Regions from separate parts of the Homo sapiens genome. Here region 1 is linked to region 2. Evidence: chromatin contacts called from ENCODE Hi-C data. All regions are on one chromosome and are shown on one strand. The core of a region is the stretch at or near the end of the contact, and the rest is flanking DNA. Distances in the headings are between cores, read along the strand shown. Region 1 holds the start of LINC02550 (long intergenic non-protein coding RNA 2550). Region 2 has its middle 150 kb from the start of ARHGAP20.

Region 1 (4,902 bases), core at 1,163-3,662, 240 kb before region 2:
GAATTAAATCGAGTTAACTTATGATGAATATTTATATGTTGGTTTTAGATATGTTTCCCAAAAGACAGACATGATACTCCCCTTTATATTTTATTTAGAGCACAAGGTTTTTATTATTTCAGAAATATTTACTATTATTCCCATTAATACTTTAAGGCTTCCAAGGTATAAAACTTTCCTTTGCCTCATGCCTCAAAAATATTCAAAATTATATTTAGAACTGGGAAATGATTACCTCAGCCCTTTTTGGGCTGAGTGGATTGTTCATTCATTCTAGCTTTGAATCTCCTTTGAATTTCTTAGAATTGTGCCCAAATTATTTCCTTCTGAGCTTTTTTTTTTGAAAAATCTTTCTAATTTAACAGTTGCTTTTAAAAATAGATTCATCATCAGTTTGCTGCTATAGTTGTCTATATCTTTCCTGATCTCAATTTAGTCACAGCATCTGTGCAAAATGGTATGAAAGTTATTTATTACTCCACCATCCAGAGGGAATGCTTGATTCCTGACATTTATATTCCCTTGAACATAAACGCCAGATAAAAAGAAAAATCAAACTTCATGCTTTGGGGACTGAACAGATTGCCTACCATGGTTAGTAGAGAGTGCCCTCCCCCGCCTCCTCTTCCTGAATTAGAAATACATTTTCATGGCTGGTGTCCCTAAATGACCAGATATTTTTCTTTTTAATTACATTTGTTGGGACAGTTTGCACTGGGGAGAAAAGACCTACTGGGATGATAGAATAGCTTAATGGTTAAGAATAGGCTTTGGAAGCCTGTAGACCTGGGTTGGTCATCAATACCTCTGTTGCCTTGAGCTCATTGCCATTAGATTCCTGAGTTGTCAATGGAGATAATAGTCCTTAGCTCACAGATTTTTGTAAAGGTTAAATGAATTAATGTATGTAAAGTATATGCAAAATGTCAAATAAAGGAAGTGACAAAATGTTAATTATTATATAATAGTTAAGGTAGAAATAAAATGACCTTTACATGCAAAAACATGTGCACCTTGACAGCCACTGCTACAAACCTTAAGAGATTTGCCATTGCCTGCCATTAAACCCAGTAAGGGCTTAAATGCTTTGTCAAACTGACAGGCATCACTCTGTGGTGGTTTTAGATTCTGTACTGAATTATATCTTTTAACAAGACTTGTTCTTCTCATTTTGGTATAATATAGAAGACCAGTATAGTTACATGGGTGATTATACAGAAATAAATGCAGAGTTTTCACATGGTCCAGATTGTTCAATCATGGTTACATTAGGATTCAAGTGAAGGGGAGACTGCTACCAGCTCCCTTGCAACACTCAGGCATTAGAAGATGAAGTTGTGTGAGGTGTAAGGAAGGGCTTTCTATTTGTGGCAGACATGAACCTATGCTTTGGGGACTGAGCAGATTGCTTACCATGGTTAGTACAGAATGCCCTGTTGAAGCCACATGAGGTAATTTCTGACCACAGGTAATGAGATAGAAGAAATGTGAGTTTCTAGAACAGAAAAAAAAATTATATTGTGAGTCTTCATACCACTGAAACTGTAGTGCTTAGTTTCAGTTGATTTGGGATGCCCTGTCTTTCTCCCCAGAATCGGGGGATGGGAGTGTGATGCTGTACCAAGGCTTGTCTTTTATAGAGACCAACATTTGTGAGTAATCCTCATTCACATTCCATTGTCTGTAATTAGTCTATTATGGTTGCTAATTGTCACATGTTTCTAACTGAAAACAGTTTTTTAGGTTCCTAGAATTTCCTCATTTCTTCTACGACCCTTCTGGTTCCAAAGAATTGAACCTGCAACTCTCAGTCCATGTCAAGCCACCAGGCCACCAGGCACTCTGTGGGACCACCTAGGACCCTGACAATTTCCATGGCAATCTTGGCTGCCCAGGATTTCTCAGTGGCTCTCAGACTCCACCAGAGCGAGGGACACTCTGTGAGGCAGCTATGGGCCAGTCTTTGCTGACACAACACCCAGACTTTCACCTCCGAAGTCTGTGTCTCCCAGGGATCTGAGTTCCCCTCTTATATTCATCAGTTCTGTTTGAGAGTTTAGCATTTCTTCACCAAGCTTCTTTTTGCAAGGGACCCACAAGTTCTACAGGAATTTTGTTTCTCTCAGACCCTCTCTTCCTAGCCCAACAGAGAATCTCAACTAGATCCCAGAATGGGAAGGCTTTTCTGACTCATCATGCATTCCTCCAAATCTATGGTTTATGCTTATGACAGAGGCAGGAGGCAGCCAAGGGTCCCCAGCGAAACCCTGCCTTCAAGCCTAAAACAGCCTGAAGGCTGAAAAACCGGACTTCTGGTCCCGGATGAAGCCCGCCCCTTCCGGACTGTTTCTTTCTGAATAACGCCCACCTTTGCACTGGGAGAACGGGGTGGGGCCTCCAGAAGTTCACGCCATTTGCAGCGGGGAGGAGCCTGTTCCTGTGTGGCGACCTGGGCTTCAATCTGTGAGGCGGGAAACCTGCTAGCAGGACTCTTGCTTTGGTGAGAGTTTTTTCTTTTTCCTTTTCCCCCAGTAAATTCCGTTTTCCTCACCCTTCTGTGTGTGTCCGCGAGCCTAATCTTTCCTGGTCATGTGACAAGAGCCCGGTTTTAGCTGAACTAAGGAGAAAGTTCTGCAACGTTTAGACATCTCTTTTGAAACACAATAAACTTTAAGATAACAGAAAATGTTAAATAGCAATTTGCCAAACATCAGGAAAGACATGGAAGTAAAAAAATGTGAGCTTTTAAAGACAAAAGTCATATCAGATGCAATTAAAAATACTCAGAAAATTTGGAACCAAGTTCATATTCAGGAAACATGGCATACGTTTTGTAGGAAATCACTTAAAGTAAAAAAAAAAAAAAAAAAAAAAAAGATATAAAAACGTTTACTTCTAATTCTTTCTCCCAAACTCAATTGCAGAAATGCCATAGAAGGGACAAGAAAGTGTATAGATTTGAGCATTTAACATTAAAAATTGGGATGGCTCTGGGGAGAGAGAAAGTGCCTGTATCCTTATATGGGAGAAAACAGTAGCTGTGGTAGGAGAGGCACCAGGATCTGAGGATAAAGTGGAGGAGTTATAGAGCTAGGTTTTCTTTCCATTTCCAGTCTATTATTTGAGGACCTATGCTTGTCCCTCCACCAGTGGATTTTTTCTAGAAAGCCAAACAAAAACAAACATTAAAACCAAAAATCCCGGCTGGGCCTGGGGGCTCACACCTGTAATCCCAGCACTATGGGAGGCCAGGGTGGGCAGATCACCTGAGGTCAGGAGTTCAAGACCAGCCTGGCCAACGTGGCGAAACCCTGTCTCTACTAAAAATACAAAAATTAGCTGGGCATGGTGGCATGCCTGTAATCCCAGCTACTCCGGAGGCTGAGGCAGGAGAATCGCTTGAACCCAGAAGGTGGAGGCTGCAGTGAGCCGAGATCGTGCCATTGCACTCCAGCCTGGGTGATAGAGCGAGACTCCGTCTCAAAAAACAAGCAAACAAACAACAACAACAACAACAAACCCAAATCCCCATCAGTTCTATCCCAGTGCAGCCAGGATCCACAGCAACCTCAGGGCCATGCTGGTGCTCACTGTGGTGAGGAACCGTTAGACAGCAAATTGGTGGTGGTATTGGGTATTTTATCACTCCACCCCACTTCCCATTAGAGGGCTAGTAAATTAAAATCAACAGAGGAACCTCACACTGGGGACAGGGAGCAGGAGCTGTGCACATAATGATGGGCAGAGTCAGGCTGTAGAGCCAGGGTCTTCCACTTTGGGGCATGCCCCCTTCTTGTTTAAGCATATTAGGAGAGGCACGATAACCAGGGATGAGAGTTTGGCTGTGTCTCCCATTTCATATTACCAACCAGGGAAATATGAGCCCACAGGAAACACTACAAAAAAGGTATGGATAGACATACATCTTTTAAAATTATTGTCCAGCCTTAAAAAAAAAAAGCTAATATTATTCAGCCTTAAAAAAAAAACCCAAATCCTGAAATACGCCACATGGATGAACCTTGAAGATGTTATGCTAAATAAAATAAGCCAGTCATAGAAGAACAAATACTGCATGATTCCACTTATATGAAGTATCTAAAACAGCCAAACATGTAGAATCAGAGAGTGGAATGGTGATTGCCAGGTTGTGGTGGGAGTGGGAAATGGGAAGTTACTAATCAACAGGTATATAGTTTCAGTTTCAATTATGTAAGATGAGTAAGTTCTGGAGATCTGCTGATCAGCATTGTACCTAGGGTCAACAGTATTGTATTTATACACTTAAAGATTGGTTAAGATAGTACATCTCATGTTAAGTGTTGTTACCATAATAATAATAATTTTAAGAAAGACTGCCAAGTGAATAAGCTATACCACATGCAATGAAATTCATGGCCTTAATAAGTCAAGCATTCACTACTAATTTATATTTTCAAAAAGATATAGAAGAATATTGTTGATTGAATTAAAAAAGCAGAATCAAGTGGCAAAATTGGGCAAGGAAAATATGGCTGTTGAAATAAGAACTCCATAAATGAATGTATTACAATATGGCTGAACAATTAGTTTGCTATAAGATCAGGTTAAGAAACTCCTTCAAAAAGCATCAAGATGTAATAAAAATATTAGAAATATAAAAGAGAAAACAAGTGATATGGAGGATAGAATGGAAGTGACACCATGCAAATCAAAGGTGCCCGTAGAAAGGAAAAAAAATAAATAACTGGAAGAAAAGAAATATTTGGAAAAAGCATAAACAAAAATTTGCTTGAATTTCAGGTTGAGAGAAATCATTGGGTGCCGAACAGGTTAGAACACCTGAAACATTATAGACATTAAGTACATAAAAAGCAAACAGAAAATTCTAGTTTCCACCGGGAAGTATCATATCACTTAAAA
Region 2 (4,597 bases), core at 199-2,698:
TATGCTTTAAGTTCTAGGGTACATGTGCACAACGTGCAGGTTTGTTACATATGTATACATGTGCCATGTTGGTGTGCTGCACCCATTAACTCGTCATTTACAGCTGTCTTCTTATATAACATCTAGAGAACATTTATCTTAGTGGTACCAAAATGCTTCCATTCATTGTGTGGCCTGATTTTCTAACTGACTCTAAGCCGTTTACTCTCTTAGCCTCTGGGTTTTGTTTTGTTTTGTCTTTAATGAGGGAGGGGGAACAATTAATGAGATAATAATTATCACCATAAATGTCACTTGAGACAATAAGCTGTACTGTTTATGTGTGTCAGGCTCCTTAGAGGAGAGACACCCAAGAAGCTATTCGTTTAAGACCTTCCTCTTGGCAATTCAACAACTTCTTTTATTGGAGGCCATAAATACCCAGGTTGTATGTTTATATTCAACAGAAATCTTCTGGAGACAGTGTTTCCTAAAGCATTGCTCTTTGGCATGTTGTCGCCAGATATGTCAATAGGTATGCCTAGGAAAGGCCTCCATGGTTCAAGAGGTTTAGTGAATGCTGAAATCCATAACTTCTTAGTGATGTAAAATGCGTGTCAGCAATTAGAGGCTCTGAGAAGTCCTGCAAGAAAGAGAACTATTTGACTTTGAATAACCCAGCTGTTTCCAAACTTTTTTTTGAACACTTATTTTGTACCCTGTGGAACAGTGTCCCAGAGAACACAAGCTTATAAAATGCTGCTTAACTTAGTGGCCCCAATCGGTGGATCATAAATCTTGGTGATAAAGCATGGGGTGCGTGTGGTGGGAGAGTGGGGAGAAAGAATGCAGAACTAGAGATCCATGAAGCCATGTGTTTACCAAGCACTGTTTCTAGACTTAGTAAATAATATAGCTCATAAATACATGGGTGACTATTTTTCTAACATATGAAGATGTTATTATAATTTATTAGATATAAATCCATATAAAAGCACAACAAAAATTTTTAGTAGTTGTTTACTTCTTTTTGAGTCATCAGAAACTAAAATTATAACTATCATGTGGAAGATTTGTAAAGTGGTTTGATGTTAAATGGGTTTTTTGTGCTAAAGGAGAAAAAAAAAAGCAGAAATCATCCTCTTAACCCACAGGAGTGAATCTAATAGTTGGAAATTCAGGCATGGTGCCAGCAGATGGGGAAATTCTGAGAACACAAATTCTGGTTCTTCTCAAATCATAACATGCCGTGCCACCGGGTTACCCATGAGTAACCTGGGTGTGTAGGACCCAGTGCTGTGGATGGAGCTCTTCACATCTCCTTGAGGCCAGGGCTCTGTGGGGTGTTAGCACAGCATGCACAGCGAAACTGATGTTTCTGGATCCCAGCTGTATAAATGAGCTACAATGGCCAGATGTGACCGTCCTGACCCTGTTTGTGTGCAGCATGGACATGCAGCCTCCATGACTCCCCAGGGACCTTGCTGGCTCTGGGATTCTATGACAGCAGACTTCGGCAAGTTGCTCATCGAAAAGTCAGCAGAACTCCCATATAAAAGAAAAATTGTACTCACAGATGCCGCTGTCTCCAAAGAGAGGGCAAATGTGGGTCTATCTGATGAAAGCAAACTCAACAATGTCCTTAATCACAAGGATGATCAGCCTGGTCAGCTGAAAGGGTATGGCTAGCACGATCCAACCTCATCATTACTCTGGAATCATTACAACCCTGATGGTGAGATGATCATGGTGATTATCATAGCATGTAGTTATGCTACTAGCATATTATGTGGCTTGGATCATGTTTTCCCTAGTCCAGCTGATAGACAACATTTAATTTTGTTCTTGGTATAAAAAAAACCATCATTGGTCTGCAGCATTTGGTCTTTTGCAAGCACTCTGGATTAACTGAACTTTAAGAAACATTCACATTTAAATCATACCCCCTCACTCTGAGGTTGAGAATGCAAACTGACCAGGAACACAGCCAGATAAAGCGAGACTTGACTTCTGCTCTTCATGCTGGTGTCCACACCCTGCAGAGGTGGCTAAGCCAGCACACTAACTTCATCTGGGGAATGGAGGCCTGTCACAGGGAATCAGGAACTCTTGGACTCTCAGTTTTCTTAATGACTCAGTGATTGTTGACCTGGAGGAAATCCAGCCCAATAGAGCAACATTTTCTCTAATTCCTAATTTTATTCTTAGCTGCAAGTTTTCGACATTTTTACCTGGGACTCTGGCTCAGAATTATTTGATATCTTTCTTTGTCAGGTCATTTCGCCCCTTTATGTTTTTAAATTGCTCATTTTAGTTTAGTTTCAGGTGATTTTTCTATGCTGCATACTCCAAACCATGGTTCCACATTTTCACTTTTGAATCTTGTTTTAGGGTCCCTTGAGAAATATAACTTTAGATGTATGTGGCTAAGAGTGAAAAGATCAAGGAGTAAAAACAGAACTTTGCATGCTTTAGTGGATTTTAACTTCAAAATTCTTTCAGGAGGAGCACGGATGGCTATTCTTTCTTGGTTTTACCTAGTTTCCATTTTACTCATCTACCAAAAAAGATAATTAACATTTATAACTAAATGTCTTTGGCATGGAGCCAACTAACAATAAGATTGTCTACATAATATAAAGCACCCAGATTAGTACAATATAAACTGGAGAAGTTAAAGAAATGAAAGGAAGGAATTAGTCAATGATTCAAAATTCTTGGCTACATCTGTACAGTGCTAGGCATTTGGAAGGAAAGTGAGCATTCCGGTTAGAACTTAAGATATCTTCAAATATTTAGATTGATTGTAAACAAGTTTTTTAGTTTTAAGTGCTAGGTATTTAGTGGACAATAGTCTTTCATAAAAAAGTTATTATTCACAATCTTGGGAATTACTAATTCACATTCATGGGGCCATTTACCCAAGAGTGACATCATTTTAGATGTAGACCATATGTACATGATACCAAATACTTTCTAAAGGAATTGACCAATTCATTTGGCTTTGTCACCATGTGGGGTCTCATGAAAATGTGTGCTCAAGCAGAGAGTTCTGCTGCACTAAGTAGAAGTTTTCAGATGGAAATATGGTGTTTGACTCTCTGAGGATCTGAATAAACCAGCTAAGCTTATATTAATCCATGCCTTATTTTGTTACTTGTTTCAAAATATGCAGAAAGGGAGAAGAAATGATCTCTTTTAGGCAGTCAGTTTAAAGCATTACTAAGAGAGATGCCTGGAGTGATGAATAAGGAATTACTGGAGGGAGAGAAAATAGGATTATATATGTCCCCTTTAAAAGGTACTTAGAAACTAAGTGAAGAAGAAAGGGCTGGCCCTAGGGGCATTCAAGGATGGTTGGGGAACAGCCTAGCTGAGTACAGTGTCTCCTACACTTATGTTCCACACACTGTTCTCCTCTGGGTGTTGACGGATGTGCTAAGGAAAAAGTGCCCTGTGCTCAAGAAAGTTTGGAAACTGCTCGATTGCACAGAATGAAACAGGTTTCTTTTTTTGCAGGACTTCTCAGAGCCTTTAGTATGCTTATGTGCATTGTAAATTTTTAAGAGAAAAATGTAGTATCAAGTTTTCAAAGGTAACTTAACCATAGCACAGTCTTTTATAGACATGCTTATTGCTATCTCCTCATGTGAGGTTCGAAGAAAACCATTTTAGAAAATTATGGTGTAGTTGAAAGAGTCCTGGCTTTAAAAGCAAACACATCAGAAAGTAAATCCCAGCTCTATCACCTACGAGCTGTGTGAACTTAGGCAGATGTCTTCCTAGTGTGAGTCTCAGGTTTATTGGCATTAAAATGTAGGTTTTGCAGATTTCAGATTATAAAGTATAATATTTTTAATATCTGTCCTGTGCCAGTCAGAAAGTATAGGATAAAATTAACAATGTTTATAAAATAGACATGCTTTTTCCAATTAAATTTTTAACAGCAAGGAGGCATTATTTATTCTGTGTCTATGCTTCAGAATTCTTTCATTCTCATTGTAGGGAAATAGATAAATATAAATACATTTTTGTAATAAAAATGTTAATGGTAGGGTTAAAAGCCCCACTTTTTAACTGATAGAGTTGACAAAAGTATATTAAAAGTGTATATTTAATGGCAAAAAATGTAGGTTTTGATCTGTGCAGTACCAAATTTTCACGAGAATTAATTACTAAATAACAAATATAAACTAAAATTATAAACAATGAAATCCAAAATAAATGTTAATTTATATTCTTATTAATTCATTTAATGAATTATAGATGTAATCTTCAGATATTTATATTAACAAATTTTCAGTTTGGAAGCTTTGGTTCTTGTTTTAAGGACATTTCCGATAAAGTTGATATTTAGCTGAAAAGATGCTCTCATACTTGTCCACATTCCACAAAACAGTTCACTTTTGATGAGCCCAAAACAGTTAGCAAAGTAGTCTCAAAGGAGTACCCCCCATTTTATTAAAAAATAGTTGGAAAAATCTGCCCAATCTTACCCACAAAAATGTTGCAACCAACTCCCTGAGTGTTTGGAAGGGACACAGCTAGTTTAGGATTTATGTCTGGTCTTTAAACTCTGAAATAAGCTGAATTGTGTAAACATTTTGGCACAGTATGC

The links. A loop is a pair of places that touch in the nucleus more often than their neighbours do. Pooled maps may share reads with other maps.
Region 1: a loop to region 2 is called in a pooled map, with 8 times the contacts of the local background. The contact joins the promoter of LINC02550 here to the enhancer-like site in region 2. A Hi-C loop is called at or near these places in 5 of 37 single-sample maps with no recorded cell type and 2 of 50 pooled maps.

What each region holds. Positions count from the first base shown.
Region 1 is chr11:111,094,828-111,099,729 of GRCh38, reverse strand. It overlaps LINC02550 (long intergenic non-protein coding RNA 2550), which reads left to right and starts at 2,412. Exons shown (of 2, transcript NR_149131.1): 1 at 2,412-2,500. It overlaps LOC102723966 (a long non-coding RNA gene), which reads right to left and starts at 2,575. Exons shown (of 3, transcript XR_428993.4): 1 at 2,369-2,575; 2 at 1,414-1,495.
Region 2 is chr11:110,855,447-110,860,043 of GRCh38, reverse strand. No RefSeq gene overlaps it. Among named protein-coding and RNA genes, the nearest start is that of ARHGAP20, 150 kb to the right of the region's middle. Within about 2 kb of position 1,448, at least 5 of the 41 ENCODE cell types and tissues checked have a DNase peak (open chromatin) inside an H3K27ac peak, as active enhancers do.